2 separate regions of the Homo sapiens genome follow, and region 2 is linked to region 1. Evidence: read pairs that join two places in POLR2A ChIA-PET (ENCODE). Cell type or tissue: A673. All regions are shown on one strand. Links, peaks and the distances in the headings refer to the core of each region. The heading gives the core; the rest is flanking DNA. Region 1 holds the start of PRDM12 (PR/SET domain 12). Region 2 holds the start of LOC107987134 (a long non-coding RNA gene).

Region 1 (4,369 bases), core at 194-4,193:
CGTCGGCCTGCCGCGGCGGCCCTCTCTCCACTCCCGTGGGCTCAGGGGAAGAGGGCACCCGGGCGGCGAGGATGACCTCCGAAGAGCCGCGGCAAATTGATTCGTTCCGCCCGGAGCCGGGGCCGCGTGAATGGGGGCCCGGGCGGCGGCGGCAGCGGAGAAGAGGATAAAGATGTTCTCCCTGAAAGGGGGAGGGGGCGCGGAGCGGGAAGCGGGGCCATTCACTCCTGGCCCGGCCCCTCGGGAAGCCGCGCCGAAGAAAGGGGGCCGAGGCCTATTCAAGTCCTACGAGCCGCCCACAATGGACCGATATACTGAGGGCCTCTCTATTAACGCCCATGAATATTAAAGAGATCGCCAAGTGGCGGCCAGCGGGCGAGGGGGGCGACGGAGCCTGAGAGCTCCGGCCCGGCCGAGGGGAGGGGGCTTTTGCGCGAGCACATTCCGCGCCTGGGCCCCGCGGAAAATGACAAAATAACACGGGTCATCCGCTGGGAAAGCCCGGAATGTTTCCCCTCGAAATCTCCTCCCGGGGAGATGTGAGCACAGGGTCTTGCTCCCTATTTCAATGCACCTTGAGACTGGGCGCTACCTACGGGCTCCTTTTTCCCCGGGCGGGGGTCCAGGTGGGTTTTGCCGCTAGACTAGAAGCACAAAATGTGAGCGCGGTGGAGATTTGGGCGCACCAGCTGGGAGGACGTTCTGCGCTCCGCTTCTGCCCGGCTCCCAGTACTGCTCTCCGGGCTTGCGGGTCCGGAGGAGAGGAATGGGACTCCCTGGCCGCAGTCCGAGCCCGTGGTCACTGCGCCAGCGGAATCCAAGCCTCTAACTCTAAGCCGGGGTTCAGGACCCAAACGCTGCACCCCAGCACGGAGGATGCACAGACCTGAGGGCTTCCCGCAGTGGGACGTGGCCCTGGAGAGGGCAAAATCCTCGGGGTTGTCGTGGGGTAAAGTGATCTTACCCAAAGAGAGACCAAGCAAAGAAACCTCAGTTCACAAAGTCCAACTCAAACCATTGCACAGACAGGGACACCGAGGCCCAGAGAGGAAAGGGGCAGTCCACAGGACACACAGCAGTCCTTATCCCCCTTTGGTGTCCTGGAGGAACTGAGGTCGCTTTCGGGGCTTGGGAGCTGCCGCAGCGCTTGGCTCCTGGCAGCGCTCCCCGACGTCGTCTCCCTCGCTCCTAGCACTTTGTCCTCTCCACCTAGGTCTTCCCAGAAGCCAAGAAGTAGGCCCCGGTGAGGCTCCCCTGCAGGAGCCATCGGACTCCATACGCCCCCTCAGACTCGAGCTCTGGCCAGGGAGCCGATGCGACCCACAAGCTGCGTCGAAAAATGAGTGGAGGGTTCGGCGACCCTAACCCACCTCCCTCCTCAGCAGCGCTGCCCTCTGCTGGCGCCCTGCCCAACGGTCCTGCCTTCTGCCAGGTGTGCCCTTCCTTGGGCTCCAGCCTCGGGCGGACCCGGACGCAGGGTCTGAAGGCCAGCTACCGCCGCCTTCCTCCCTTTGCGTCCCAACGGGGACGGGGGATGCCGGAGACTACTGGCAGGAACTGGGGACCAGGGGTCTGGAGTCTGGACGCCAGGTGTGAGACCCTCTTAGCCAAGGCGCGTCCGGGTGGTGGAGGGGCGTCTATGCCAACAGGCGTTTGGACAGGGTCTCGCTCATGGGAGGTCAGCTCGCTGTTCTTCCACCCAAGTCCTCCGCGCTGAGGAGAAGGTCTAGGGAGTCCACACAGTCCAGCGGAGACTAATCCGTGAGCCTGACCCACGCCGAGAGGGTCCAGGCACCTCTGTTAGCGGCATCTGAAATTGTAGGCTGGTGATGGGAGCCAGAAGTGCGGCAGGTGGGGTGAGCTCCCTCACCCAGCATGTCAGGGCCTGGGGTCCGAGGCTTGAGGCTGACACTGGGGAGCCGCGAAGCCTGCAGGAAGCGGGGCCTTCCGCTGGGCTCAGCAGCTACCTGCTTCGGGAGAGGGGATCGCTGGGCTCCGAGGTGCCTCGAAACCGCCGCAAAGCAAGTCTGCTCCTGGGATGATGGGCAGGAGGAATAGAGGAGAGGAAGGGAAAGAAGAGAGAGGCAGAGGAGAAAGAAAGAACTAGGAGGCAAGAAGGAAGGGGCGCCGCAACGCCACCGGCTTCCCGAGGTTGCAGCTCAGCAAGGAGCCGGAAAGCCGGGCCGCAAGCCGAACCCGCACTGAGGCCTCTCGCGGAGCTGCCTGCAGTTTCTGAGGGACTTCGCTCTCAGGCACGCCTGCTCCCACCTAGGAAGGGTCTCGGGACCCCTTTCAATCCCCCTATATCCCGTAGGAAATTCTTTTCCCAGAGACAGGCTGCCAGGGCGATTCCTGTCCGCCCATCTCGACCCCCGACCTGGCCCCGCAAGGGCCGGGAGCCTGGCCTTCCATGAAGCTGTCTCAGGCCGGGACCAGCCCCAGCCCCGACGGCCGCTGCGGCCCCGCCTCGGCAGCCCCGTGAGCCCGCGGAGGAGTTTCGCACCCGACCGTGCACAGCGACCGAGTTGGCGCGGCCCGTATGAAGCGAAGCGCCGGCTTCAGCAGCGCAGTCTGAGCAGGGGATCCGCGTGGCAACTAGGGCTGCGCGCGAGCTCGGGGCGACTGTGGCGGCCCGGGGAGTGCAGGGCCGGAGAGGGAAGAGGACGCGGGCTCTGGCCGGGGAGGGAGAGCGGTGCAGGGCTGGGCCGGCCAGCCGGGGCAGCAAAGTAAAGGTGAACGCCGGGCTGGGCCAGGCCGGTGAACATAGATCAGGCCTGAGGGGAGCGCGGGGCCCGAAGCCAGGCGTCCCCTCTTGTCTAGCCTGGTCCCTGGAGTCCTAGAGAGCCTCGCCGCACCCCCTCCCCTTCTCCGTCCCCTCCTCTCCTCAGAGCCGGCTGAGCCTCCCTCCCTGCCCTGCGCTTCCCACGGGGAGAGAAGGAAAAACAGGAGGGGGGAGGAAGGACCAGGAAGGGGAGAGAGGAGTGGAGGGGTACTGTTTGGAGCGGTCCGCGCGCCCCCGCCCCTCGCGCTCTCGCGACGAAGGCTCCTCGAGCCCAGCCGGGTACAACAAGTCTGTCCTCCGACGTCAGGGGGTCATTAATAACCAATTAGGAGGGTCACTGCGGCTCCTATAAAGGCGCTGAGATTTTGCCAAGGGGAAGACGGCCCCGGCCGAGTGTGCGAGAGGCTAGCGCGCGCCTGAGCCCCTTGCTGCCGCTTCCCTGCAACCACCCGCCTCTCACCCACCCTGCACCCCCCGCACCCGCCTCCGCCTCCACCCGCGTCTCTCCACCCTCCGCGCCGCCTTTGCCATCTCTACAGATTTCACCATCTCTCTTCCCCTCTCCCCCTCGTTCGCTTTCCTCCCAGTCGCCCCCTCACCTCCCGCTCCCTCCTGCGTCCTCCTCCTCTCCGTCCTCCCCCTGCTCTGGTTCCTTCTCCATCGCAGCGCTCTCCTCTCGCCCCTTGGGCTCCCCTCTCGCCCGCCCACCTCCCCCGTCGGCCCGGCCGTCCCCCGGCGCCGGGGAGCTCCGGGCCGCCCATGATGGGCTCCGTGCTCCCGGCTGAGGCCCTGGTGCTCAAGACCGGGCTGAAGGCGCCGGGACTGGCGCTGGCCGAGGTTATCACCTCCGACATCCTGCACAGCTTCCTGTACGGCCGCTGGCGCAACGTGCTCGGGGAGCAGCTCTTCGAGGACAAGAGCCACCACGCCAGCCCCAAGACAGCCTTCACCGCCGAGGTGCTGGCGCAGTCCTTCTCCGGCGGTGAGTCCAGCCGTCGGAGCCCGGCGCAATCCCTCCTCCCGGCGACCCCCATTCCCGTCCTGGCGATGCGCGAGACGCGGCTGGGATACCCGGCCTCGCTGCTACTCGCGCCAACCTGGGCTCTCCCGGCGCTCGGTGCACCTCAGTTTCCCCATGGGCCAAACCAGGACGCGAGCCACCAAGCAGCTCCGCAGCCCACCCGGCTCAAGGACCGACCCCGGCGACCCCGTCGCTCGGCCCCGACGCCCCCGCCGGCCCCTCCCTTCCCCTCCTGCGCTTGAGCTGGCGGGTTCCCGGCATTTACAGCCTTACTAGGCGTGTAATAGCAGTTGACTCAAAAAGAAGGGGTTTTAAATTCATTTAGTTAACTTGGGCTTGACCCACGAAAGTTCCCACTTAAACCAAGAACTTTAAAAGGCAGCCGGGGCTGGGGAGGGGGTGGAGGGAGGGCGGGCGGGGAGAAAAAGCCGCGGGGAGAGCGAGGGAGAGAAAGAGAGAGCGAGAAAAGTTTCTTTTCTTTAAGATGTCTCAAGTTCTTATTCCTCATTCATCAACCCGCAAACAATATCTTTCCCTGGCTCTGGCATCTCTGCGCGTCGCCCTCT
Region 2 (4,369 bases), core at 191-4,190, 230 kb before region 1:
GGGACTGCTGGGTAGAGGGGGGTGGGGGTGGGGGATGGCCCCTGGACCCTGCAGAGAGGGACAAAGAGGAGGTGGCCTGCCCCAGGGCTGATGCCTCGGCATTCCCGCCTGGACGGAGGGGTCTGCGGGGTGGTGCTGCTTGCTCCTTCTATGCCTTGGTGAGCACGGGGTAGGTAAGGTGGGGCTCCTCCCTCTCAGCAAGCACAGGGACTCCCCCAACCCCTGAACCTGGGCTGGGAGGGGCAGGACAGGGAGAAGGAGCAGGGCAGCTCCAGAGCCCAGCGGGCAGGTGTGTGGCCACGTTGGTGTCTGTGGCTCAGTGCGTCTCTCTGCCCCCATCCCCCACCTGCCCCACCCCCATGCCCGGGCCAGACCTTGACGAGTGCCGCGTGAGGAACCTGTGTCAGCACGCCTGCCGCAACACTGAGGGCAGCTACCAGTGCCTGTGCCCCGCCGGCTACCGTCTGCTCCCCAGCGGGAAGAACTGCCAGGGTGAGCCGGGCTCAGGCCGCCGCCCAAACACCCGTGGGGCTAGGGCAGGCAGCGTGGGATGGGACATGTGGCATCTTACCTACTCCGTTCACTCCAGCCCCTTCACAACTATCCTGTGAGGTGGGGCGGGGAGGCAGGCTCAGAGGGGTTCTGTGAACACCCCAGGCTCCCACAGCCACGCCAGGGCCCATGCTCCAAACAGGAGCTCTGAGATCACGCGGGCAGGCTCTGAAAGCAGCCCTGCAAGGCCAATCCTAGCACTGCTGTGTGTCCCTGGGAAACTCACTTCACCTCTCTAAGCCTCCGGCCTCCTGGTTAAATGGGGCTAGCACAGTCCCCTCTCAGATAGCTGGGATGAGAGCTGTGGAGGTTGAGCACAGAGCCGCACAGCTGCTGCTGCTGGTATAGTAAGTGCCTCTAACTCCCAAACCGGGCACAGTTTCCCTGGTGTGCACAAACGGGGCTGGGGCCGGTCATGCTGCTTCCTCCACTCTAAAGAACAGGAACCATGCCTGCCCTGCCTGTCTCTGTCCCTCATGCTGCCATGGAGGTCACTGAACATCCTCTGAGAAGGGTGGGGCTTCCACTGAGGAAGACAGGATCAGGGGCTCTGCCCGTGGGCAGTGGGCACTCTGGGTCTTCGGGCAAAGCAGCCACCCAGGGAAAGCCCCATCTCTCCCAGGCCCTCCTACCCAGCACTTGCTCAGGAGGCCCCCACGGTGCCCACCTACACGCCCTGGAAAGCCCTGGCCCCCCGAGGGAGATGAGAAGGTGCTGCGGGCCTCCAGCTGGGTGGTCATGGGTCAGACTGGCTGGGGACAAAGGGAGAAGGGCTGCCCACCTCACTGGTCCCCCAAAGGTACTTCTCCCCACGCACTCCCCCCTTCTCCTTTGCTCCATCTTTTCATCTCCCTCCCCCGCTTCACCAACTTCCCCATCCAGACATCAACGAGTGCGAGGAGGAGAGCATCGAGTGTGGACCCGGCCAGATGTGCTTCAACACCCGTGGCAGCTACCAGTGTGTGGACACACCCTGTCCTGCCACCTACCGGCAGGGCCCCAGCCCTGGGTAAGGGCTGAGTTGGCAGGGCCTCGTGCCCTCAGGAAAAGCACATTTTTCAGTCACTGGGGGTGCAGGCTGGCCCTGTCATTGTCACTCCCCACACAAGTGATGCAGGCAGGAACGCACGGAGCCCTGGGGGCAGGGAGAGGCCAGAGTGGGAGAGAACGGGGACACAGGAGCACACACACCAAACCCCAGACACAGGACCACCATGCAGACTCACACAACCCCAGGACAAAACTCAGACACGCCAGCACCAAACCCATCTCCTCCACGCCACTCACAGCGGCCACGGACACTCATCAAGACACACGGAGACATGGGGACCTTAGGGGTGGCAGCTGCTGCCCTGGAAAGGTTTCTCCCGGCGGGTGACCTGCCCCAGGCCTTACAACTAGAAACGTAGGCTGGGGTTGGAAGCAGATGCCCGCGGCAAGGCTAAGCGCAGTCTCCACCTCCAACCCCGCCCCCGCAGGGCAAATCCAGACTGGGTGACTTGGCCCAGGGGCACATCGCTCCCCTGTGTCTGCTGGGCTTCCCTGGGGCATGGATCCCGAAAGTCCGCTGGAGGGACCATGAAAGGGCAGGCCTCTGGCTTCTCTGGGCTTCAGTTTGTTGAACTCTAAAACGGGCTAGCGTGGGAGCCTGCAGAGAAGGCGTGTGGGGCTCTGCGGGAGAAGGACGGGCAGCGCGTGGGCGGAACTGCAGGGGCTGGCAGGGAGGTCTGAGTTACGCGGATGGGCCACGCTCCGACCGCACCCCCGAGTCCGCCTGTCCGTGTGTCTGTGCCGCCCGCAGGACGTGCTTCCGGCGCTGCTCGCAGGACTGCGGCACGGGCGGCCCCTCTACGCTGCAGTACCGGCTGCTGCCGCTGCCCCTGGGCGTGCGCGCCCACCACGACGTGGCCCGCCTCACCGCCTTCTCCGAGGTCGGCGTCCCCGCCAACCGCACCGAGCTCAGCATGCTGGAGCCCGACCCCCGCAGCCCCTTCGCGCTGCGTCCGCTGCGCGCGGGCCTTGGCGCGGTCTACACCCGTCGCGCGCTCACCCGCGCCGGCCTCTACCGGCTCACCGTGCGTGCTGCGGCACCGCGCCACCAAAGCGTCTTCGTCTTGCTCATCGCCGTGTCCCCCTACCCCTACTAAACGGGAGAGGGCATTGGCGGCCGCCCTGGCGTGACCCCCGAGGAAGGGGTCGAGGAGAAGCTTGGTCCACGCCACCTGCTGTGGCAAGCGGAGCGTCATCGTCTCCCGCCCCGTGCGTCAGCGAGACCTTGGGTCAACACGACCCTGCGCACAGCCTTGACCCCCGACAGCGAGGACCTGACCTCACAGAGGGAGGCGTCCAGGGCGGCCCTTGGGTGGCCAGTCCCGCAGGCAGGGCCCGGGGAAGCCCGGATCAGACCTCCAGGTCTGATCCGCCCCTCAGTGGGAGCGGGACAGGGACACAGGGCACCTGGACGCGCGGGAGAGGGGGCAGACCCCGCGTTAGGGGTGGCAGCAGCTGTCGCCCGGCCACACCTGGTGGTGTCATTCTGAACCCTGTTGCAATATAAAGGGATTTTTTTTTAACCAACTTGGTTTCTTTGTCTAATTATTTTGCTTTGTAGGGAAGGGTTTGGGCTGGGAAGGAGACCATGCCTTCTGTTCTGATCCAGGAGCACTGCAGTTTGAGTCTACCAGCCTCCTCTCCTTAGGAGTAGGGCTGCCTCAGGCACCTCCTGGCCTCAGTTTTCCGATCCATAAACTCTTGCAGTAGGGCCCTCCCTTCCCCCATAGGGCTGTGGGGCTATTAAATGAGGAGTAAATGTGTTGCAAAGACAGCAACAGCCGGTGGCAAAAAAAATAATTCTTACTTTTTAGAGGCAGGGTCTTGTCCTGTCGCCCAAGCTAGAGTTGCAAATGACATGATCGTGGCTCACTGCAGCCTCGACCTCCTGGCCTCCCGATCCTCCCGCCTCAGCCTCCAGAGCAGCTGAAACTACAGGCACATGCCACCATGCCTGGCCTTTATATTAATTATTAATGTTTTGTATATATGTAAGGCATACAACGTGATGCTTTGATACACATAATGAAATGGTTACTATAGTCAAACCAATTAATATATCCATTTGGATTTTGTGTGGGCTTGAAAAAATTAAAACATACCCATCATCTTGTATATACTTATTTTTGTGGCAAGAACACCTCATATCTACTCCCTTAGGAAAATACCAGTGTGATATTATTATTATTTTGAGATAGGATCTTGCTGTGTCACCCAGGCTGGAGTGCAGTGGCGTGACCTCTGCTCACCTCAATGTCTGCCTCCCAGGCTCAAGCGATCCTCCTACCTCAACCTCCTGAGTATCTGGGACCACAGGCATGCACCACCACACCTGGCTAAATTTTTTTTCTTTTTTTTTGAGTTGGAGTTTCACTCTTGTTGCCCAGGCTGGAGTGCAATGGTGCTATCTCGGCTCACCGCAACCTCCGCCTCCTGGGTTCAAGTGATTCTCCTGCCTCAGCCTCCCGAGTAGCTGGGATTACAGGCATGCGCCACCACGCCCGGCTAATTTTGTATTTTTAGTAGAGATGGGGTTTCTCCACATTGGTCAGGCTGGTCTCAAACTCCTGACCTCAGGTGATCTGCCCGCCTCGGCCTCCCAAAGTGCTGGGATTACAGGCGTGAGTCACCGCGCCCGGCCTAATTTTTTAAATGTTTTGTAGAGATGAGGTTTCATTATGTTGCTCAGTCTGGTCTGGAACTCCTGGGTTCAAAGGATCCGCCCACCTCAGCCTCCCAAAGTGCTGGGATTACAGGCATGTGCCAC

What was found. ChIA-PET counts read pairs that join two places held together with the same protein. Peaks named below come from ENCODE experiments on the same cell type or tissue, not always from the same donor. Only the 100,000 strongest peaks of a DNase experiment are listed, where the experiment ranks them.
Region 2: POLR2A ChIA-PET joins it to region 1 with 10 read pairs; 1 of 35 experiments calls an interaction of 5 or more read pairs at or near these places.

What each region holds. Positions count from the first base shown.
Region 1 is chr9:130,661,113-130,665,481 of GRCh38, forward strand. PRDM12 (PR/SET domain 12) reads left to right here and starts at 3,482. Exons shown (of 5, transcript NM_021619.3): 1 at 3,482-3,764. The coding sequence starts at 3,542. RefSeq lists enhancers at 1,924-2,765, 4,056-4,369. In A673, for the core only: no CTCF peak of the experiment used is centred there; no DNase peak of the experiment used is centred there; H3K4me3 peaks cover 328 bases; H3K27me3 peaks cover 4,000 bases.
Region 2 is chr9:130,430,995-130,435,363 of GRCh38, forward strand. It overlaps HMCN2 (hemicentin 2), which reads left to right. Exons shown (of 98, transcript NM_001291815.2): 96 at 373-492; 97 at 1,435-1,561; 98 at 2,354-3,129. The coding sequence ends at 2,699. It overlaps LOC107987134 (a long non-coding RNA gene), which reads right to left and starts at 2,821. Exons shown (of 3, transcript XR_007061816.1): 1 at 2,627-2,821. In A673, for the core only: a CTCF peak has its summit at 2,416; a DNase peak (open chromatin) is centred at 2,427; H3K4me3 peaks cover 1,001 bases; H3K27me3 peaks cover 2,251 bases.